Linked DNA regions of Homo sapiens: region 2 is linked to region 1. A link is a contact called in ENCODE Hi-C or POLR2A ChIA-PET data. All regions are on one chromosome and are shown on one strand. The core of a region is the stretch at or near the end of the contact, and the rest is flanking DNA. Distances in the headings are between cores, read along the strand shown. Region 1 has its middle 46 kb from the start of LINC01897. Region 2 has its middle 31 kb from the start of NEDD4L.

Evidence for each region. A loop is a pair of places that touch in the nucleus more often than their neighbours do. ChIA-PET counts read pairs that join two places held with the same protein, here RNA polymerase II (POLR2A). Pooled maps may share reads with other maps.
Region 2: a loop to region 1 is called in a pooled map, with 1.8 times the contacts of the local background. The contact joins two enhancer-like sites. A Hi-C loop is called at or near these places in 1 of 168 maps with a recorded cell type or tissue (Calu3) and 3 of 50 pooled maps. POLR2A ChIA-PET finds 5 or more read pairs at or near these places in 2 of 52 experiments (BJ and PC-9).

Annotation. Positions count from the first base shown.
Region 1 is chr18:57,914,568-57,917,616 of GRCh38, forward strand. No RefSeq gene overlaps it. Among named protein-coding and RNA genes, the nearest start is that of LINC01897, 46 kb to the right of the region's middle. Within about 2 kb of position 1,509, at least 5 of the 41 ENCODE cell types and tissues checked have a DNase peak (open chromatin) inside an H3K27ac peak, as active enhancers do.
Region 2 is chr18:58,011,755-58,014,803 of GRCh38, forward strand. No RefSeq gene overlaps it. Among named protein-coding and RNA genes, the nearest start is that of NEDD4L, 31 kb to the right of the region's middle. Within about 2 kb of position 1,542, at least 4 of the 41 ENCODE cell types and tissues checked have a DNase peak (open chromatin) inside an H3K27ac peak, as active enhancers do.

The DNA.
Region 1 (3,049 bases), core at 259-2,758:
TGAATTAACTTTGATAAATGGAGTGAGATAGGGATTGGAGCTCATTTTTTTCCACACATATATCCAGTTGTTCCAGCAATATTGTTAAAAAGACTTTCCTTTCCCCATTGAATTAGCACCAACAACTGGAAATAATCCAAATGTCCAGATATAGGTAAATGGATAAACACATTTTAGTCTATTCAGTGGAATAATGGAATAATAAAATACATTCCATCATTGGATTCTAATTCCAGTAATAGAATACATTCATGGAACAATGAAATATATTCAGCAAATTTTTTTAAAAAGCAAACTATAAATACATGCAACAAGCTGAATGAATCTCAAAGACATTATTTGAATGAAAGGAGCTAAAAGCAAAAGAGTTCTTACTGTATGCTTCTACATACATGAAATTCTAAAACAGACACAACTGATTCTATAGTAACAGAAAGAAAATCAGCAGTTTCCCGGTTGAGGGTAGGGATGGAAACTTTTCTGGCACGATGAAAATGTTCTATATCTTGTTTTGAGTGTTGGTTACATGGACATTTACAATTGTCAAAGTTTATTTGTCTGAAACATCTAAGGGCTACACGTTTCACTGTGTGTTAATTACACCTCCATTTAAAATATATTAAAGAAAAAAAAGGATTAGAATGTGAACCTTCCTGGACTGTACCTTACAATAAATAGCGAAATTCCTCTCTCTCCGCAGATGCCTTGCTGTTGGAGGCTGGGAAAGGAAGATGAAATGTGCAGAGCCCTTGACTTCTCCCTTTTCTTAAGACTGTGGGATAAATTTTTCAAAACATTGGCTAGGAGACTTGCATTCAAAACCAGCTGAGTAAATAATGGGGCTTTGGTGAGTTGTTTTTTCCCTTCTGTGTTTGGAAATTTGAGCCTGGTGTATCTTTTTCAAGCACATCTCATTTAGAGGATAATTTACATTTGCACAAAATCATGGCTACAGCCCATCTGCTCAACGATTATGTAAGATCCAACACTCATTAGAGTGTGACATGCATTGATCTTAGTGAGCATATGAACTTGTGTGCTTGGGATTCAAGTTCTTCTAAAATAACTTCCAGCACCAACCAGCTACCATAGCCTGTTGTTTCTGACATTTTCCTTGGAACATGACAGTTAATATCCATTTGAAAGAAACTAAATTATTGGGGGGCTTTAAATTCCTAATGGCTATAGCAGATTTTCTGGTAGAGTTAAGCAAGATTGAGTTGGCAGTTGTGAAAGGGCGGAGGCTAGAAGGAGAGCTGTTTGTTTTTTGTACCTGATGGTTTTATCACCAAAGAGTATTTGTAATAATGAAACAGCTGGAGCAGTAACATGATTCATATTAATATATGCATGTAAATGGGTTAGGAATGGAATTAACATAATTTCTGTGCTCTGGTTTTCCCTTAGAAGTGGAGACTACTGGTTTATTTACAGTCTGCAATGAGCACAGCCAGGCAGTTCTGCTGCTGGACAGATGGCAGGGAAGGCCAGGCCATGTGCTGTGGATCAGGGGGTGAATGTGAACATGACGGTGGATGGCACAGCTCTGCAAAGGGGCTGGCCAGAAGCAGAGAGCAGATGAAAACAAAGGTTCCTTTTGTCTCCCAGAGTTCTTAGCCCTTCCCATTTAGTCCCTTTGTCCTAGTTCCTCCTGCCAGGGCTTTGCAGAGAAGGGGAGTGGGGAGATACAGGGAGAGGCCAGGACCAGGGGTTCCAAGGCAGAACCTCGTGGGAGGAAGTGACCAGAGGAGGGGCTGCAGTCACTAGACTCAGGGCACTGGCAGGAAGCAGGAACTGTGACCAGGTGAGAAGGTGGGCTCAGAGACACTGGAGAGGAAGGACAGGTCGAGGAAATGGTCCACAGGCCAGTCAGCCTCTCAAAGCTGAGGGAGGCAGGCAGTGAGAGGGCCCAGGAAACACCCTGCTATCAGGACAGAAATCTGGCCGGGGGACAGGAAGTTGAGTGTGACGCACCAGGAGACTTTGAAGCCTGTGATACCAAGAGGAAATCCTAGGCCATTTAGCAAAGAACAGAATTTGGCCCCACGACACAGAGGCCCTTGGGAGGAAAGTGAATGCCTAAATAGAAAACAGGCCTGGGGAGGCCACTATAGGGTGGTCTTCTGTATTTTTTCCCTCTCCGTTTTCCATTATAATTCATCTCCTTCCAAGGCCAGGTTCACTCCCACGATAAGAGAGGCAAAGCCCCTGGTCAGAAGGGAAGAAGCCTCCATCCCCAGCCCATGTCTGTCTGTCTCATTTGTGTGTGTGTGTGTCTTGGGGGGAAGTGAATGGAGAAAGATACCGGAAGTATTACAGTGATGGTTGTCCCCCATGTGGGAACATGGAGTAAGAGGGAAAGTCATTTGAGGAACTGCCCAGCTGTTCTCCACCATGGCTGCACCATTTACATTCCCACTAGCAATGTATAAGAGTTACAATTTATCCCCATCCTCACCAATACTTTTTATTTTCTGTCTTTTTCATCTTAGCTATCCTCATGAGTGTAAAATTGTGAGTTTAATTTATATTTTTCTAATGACTAATGATGCTGAGCATCTTTTCATGTGCTTACAGGCTATTTATATATCTTCTTAGAAGAAATGTCTGTTTAAATCCCTTGCTCATTTTTAAATTGTTTTTTAAAAATTGTTAAATTGTAAGAATTCCATGTATATTCTGGATACAAATTCCTAGTCAGTAGACAATGTGCAAATATTTTCTTCCATTCTGTGGGGTGTCCTTTCACTTTCTTGGTAGTGTTCTTTGAAGCACACACATTTTTAATTTTGAAGGAGTCCAACTTAACTATTTTTCTTTGGTTGCTTGTGCTTTAGGCATCACATCTAAGAAACCATTGGCTACTCCAAGGTCATGAAGATTTATGCTCATGTTTTCTTCTAAGTGTTTTATAGTTTTATCTTTTACATACAGGTCTATGATCCATTTTGTGTTAATTTTTGTATACAGCGTGAGATGGAGTTGAAAATTCATTCTTTAGCATGTGGTTATGCAGTTGTCCTAGCACCATTTGTTGCAAAGACTCTTC
Region 2 (3,049 bases), core at 292-2,791, 97 kb after region 1:
TCTGACTGTTTCCTATTAGTCCTGTGGTACAACAGCTCATTCATTCATTCATTGTGCCAACTATTCAAAGGATGATGAGGGAAGGCTGGAATAGCAGATATGTCTCTGTTCTTCAGGAGTTCACGAGTTCTCTATCCATAAGGATAGGGGGCATGGTTGGGGACCCACTCCTTTCATCATGGGTAAAGATTGGGGACAAACGAGAAAAGAAAACCAGGTTCAAGAAATTCATTAACTGTTTCCATTTATTATATGGATCATTACTACTAAAATAGACTTAGAGCATCAATCCTATCATTTTGCAGATGATGAAACTGAGACTCAGAGAGATGGAGTAATTTGCCCAATATTACACAGCACGTATCTGCAGCCTCCTAATTCAGGACTCCTTCTGCTATAGCAACAGGCTAAGAGAAGCCAATAATTGGCTTATATTTGCCAGCTGTTTTCATCAAAATCTTCCTGGTTACCCAAAGGGAAAAATGGCTTTCTACATTTTGTGGTAGGTCATTCTAGAAAAGAAAGATGCTAATCATCACCAACCATAAAACAAGAAAGTAATAAGCCTTCCAGATTATCTCTTCCAACCATTCTCCTATAGATCTGGACCATGAGGCCTAGAGGGCTGGAGCTTCAGCTCTCAAGGCTATGTGGGAGAGGCAGAGAGATTGGAATCCAGAATCCCAATCCCTGGCAAATGACCACTACCACACTGCTGCATCTCTGAAAAATATATCTTGGTGTTGACCCAAAATATATTTAAAAGCTTTGTCACATTTTTTTAAATGTCTATATGTGTACGCCAATGATTGCACAATCAATGCTGTGCTTTGATCTGTCACACTTTGGTCCTTAGTGCTGGTACATATCTCAATGGTGACAGGAGTGACATTCAAGGAAAAATGACTCAAAGATGCTTTAAAGTTTCCTAAGAAGATGCTCTATATATGAATCCCTTTAGCATTATTTCAGAACTCAAGAACCTTTAGCAGATTTCATATTTAATATAATGTCACCACTAGTTCAAAATCTATATATAATAAGATAGAAAAGGGCACCACTGGTGCTGAAAATGTCACGTTGAAGAGAACAACGAAGAACACACAATCATCTACAGCCTTCTCACTCAGCGCTGTCAGGAACCAACAGCACTGGCACCACCAGGAGCTTGTTGGAAATGCAAAATCTTGGGTTCACCCCAGACCTGCTGAATCAAATCTTTATTTTCACAAGATCCCTGGGGACTTGCATGCAGGTAAGATTTGAGAAGCACAGGTCTAAGGTATTTCTCTATCAATGAACAGAGCAATGGGTAGAGCAGAGGAGAGGCCCAGAAACTCAGAGTTCTGGTGTTCCTTGCATGGCCGTTGAAAACTGTCCCTAACCTCTCTGGGTAGCAGCTTCCTCAAGTATAAACTGAGGCTCTGGTTGAAAAGGCTGTTGTCATAAGCTGCTGACACAGAGCTTTTTTCAGTCCCAATTGTGTAGGACAGCTTGTGTGATGAGAATTGAATGACATGCATATCACACATTTGGTATGCTCAATGAATGCTATTAATAAAATTGTGAATCACAAATGTTACTCCCATTTCCTTCCCAGCTCAGGGAAGAAACGGTATGCATGACATGATGCATTGAATGGGGCAGCCTACATCTACTTTGCCTCCTGAGAATATCCTGAGCATCAGGCCAGTGTTGGCTTCGCCAGGAATCCTAACTCAGGTCTTGAAAGCAAGATTGTTGCTGTTAAAAAGGTGACATGGGATTTTTCTGTTTCCTCATTACATTGCTTTAGTTTCTCCCTGCCTGAAGCTTCTTTAATCTGTAGGCTGTGGGCACCACCTTTAAAGTTTTGACTCACATTATCTATCCCAAAGTAAATAATGACTAAAGTGGTGGCAAAGTCAACACATTCTTTGAAAGACAATGAATCTGGGTGTTGAATGAAATCAGATGCCAGGAATATATACATTGTTGTTACAACGCTATTACACAACAGGCCTTAGAAGAATTCCTTTTCTCCAGGTAAAAACTACCCCCGTACCAGTTACTCTGGGTGAAGAAAGGCGTCTATGTTTGGCAAGGACTAAGGAATATTTGACTTCATGAATCAATAACTATTCTCAAAGCTGCTATTGACCTCTGATCTGCAAATCTGTCAGCAAAGAGAGATTATGGTAACTATACTGCTAGTAAAATGCAAACCTGTTGGTTAAACATTTGCTGAAAGCCCTGCTAGTGACCCCTGTTAAAGTGAACCAAATTTGGCCACGTGTTCTTGCAATGTTCTGGAACATCAGAGAAAAATAACTGCCTGACCCAACACAGCTTAGCTCCTAGAGAGCTAAGAGATTTCTCTGGGCCAGAAGCGTTGGCAGGGATCATTCCTTTCTCAGTCTCTCTCTTCTACCACTGGGCCCGAGTTAGTGGGATCTGTTAGGAGGTTTTTGAATAATAATGACTGTTCTCAATCCTTCTGAAGATTCTCAAAATTAATTTCTTCTCAAGAGTGCTTCTACCCCACACAAAGAAAAGGTGCAAGAATGTTTTTTCTTATTCCTTCATCTCCCTCAATGCCTATCATAGTGTTTGGCACACAATAGGTCTTAAATACTTTAAAAATGAACAAAGTGTTCTTTCCACTGTGCTCCACCTATACATTGTACAACCATCTACTTGAACACTTACCATGCTGAATTTCGTGGTTTATTTATATGGCTATTTCACTTTTTTATTTTTATTTTTTGAAATAGATTCTTGCTCTGTCACCCACACTGGAGTGCAGTGGCACGATTATAGATCACTGTAATTGCAAACTCCTGGGCTTAAGTGATCCTCCCACCTCAGCCTCCCAAAGTGTTGGGATTACAGGTATGAGCCACCATGTCCAGCCAGCTATTAACCTTTCTGTGTTATGTCTTTCAAAAGAAAGATTCTTTGTCCTATTCATCATTGTTTCTCCATCACTTGTTACAGAACCCAAGGGTTATGGGCTTGGTTCATCCTTTCTGAGGAAGTGGGGTAGCAGATGATAGCAAGATAACCCTCG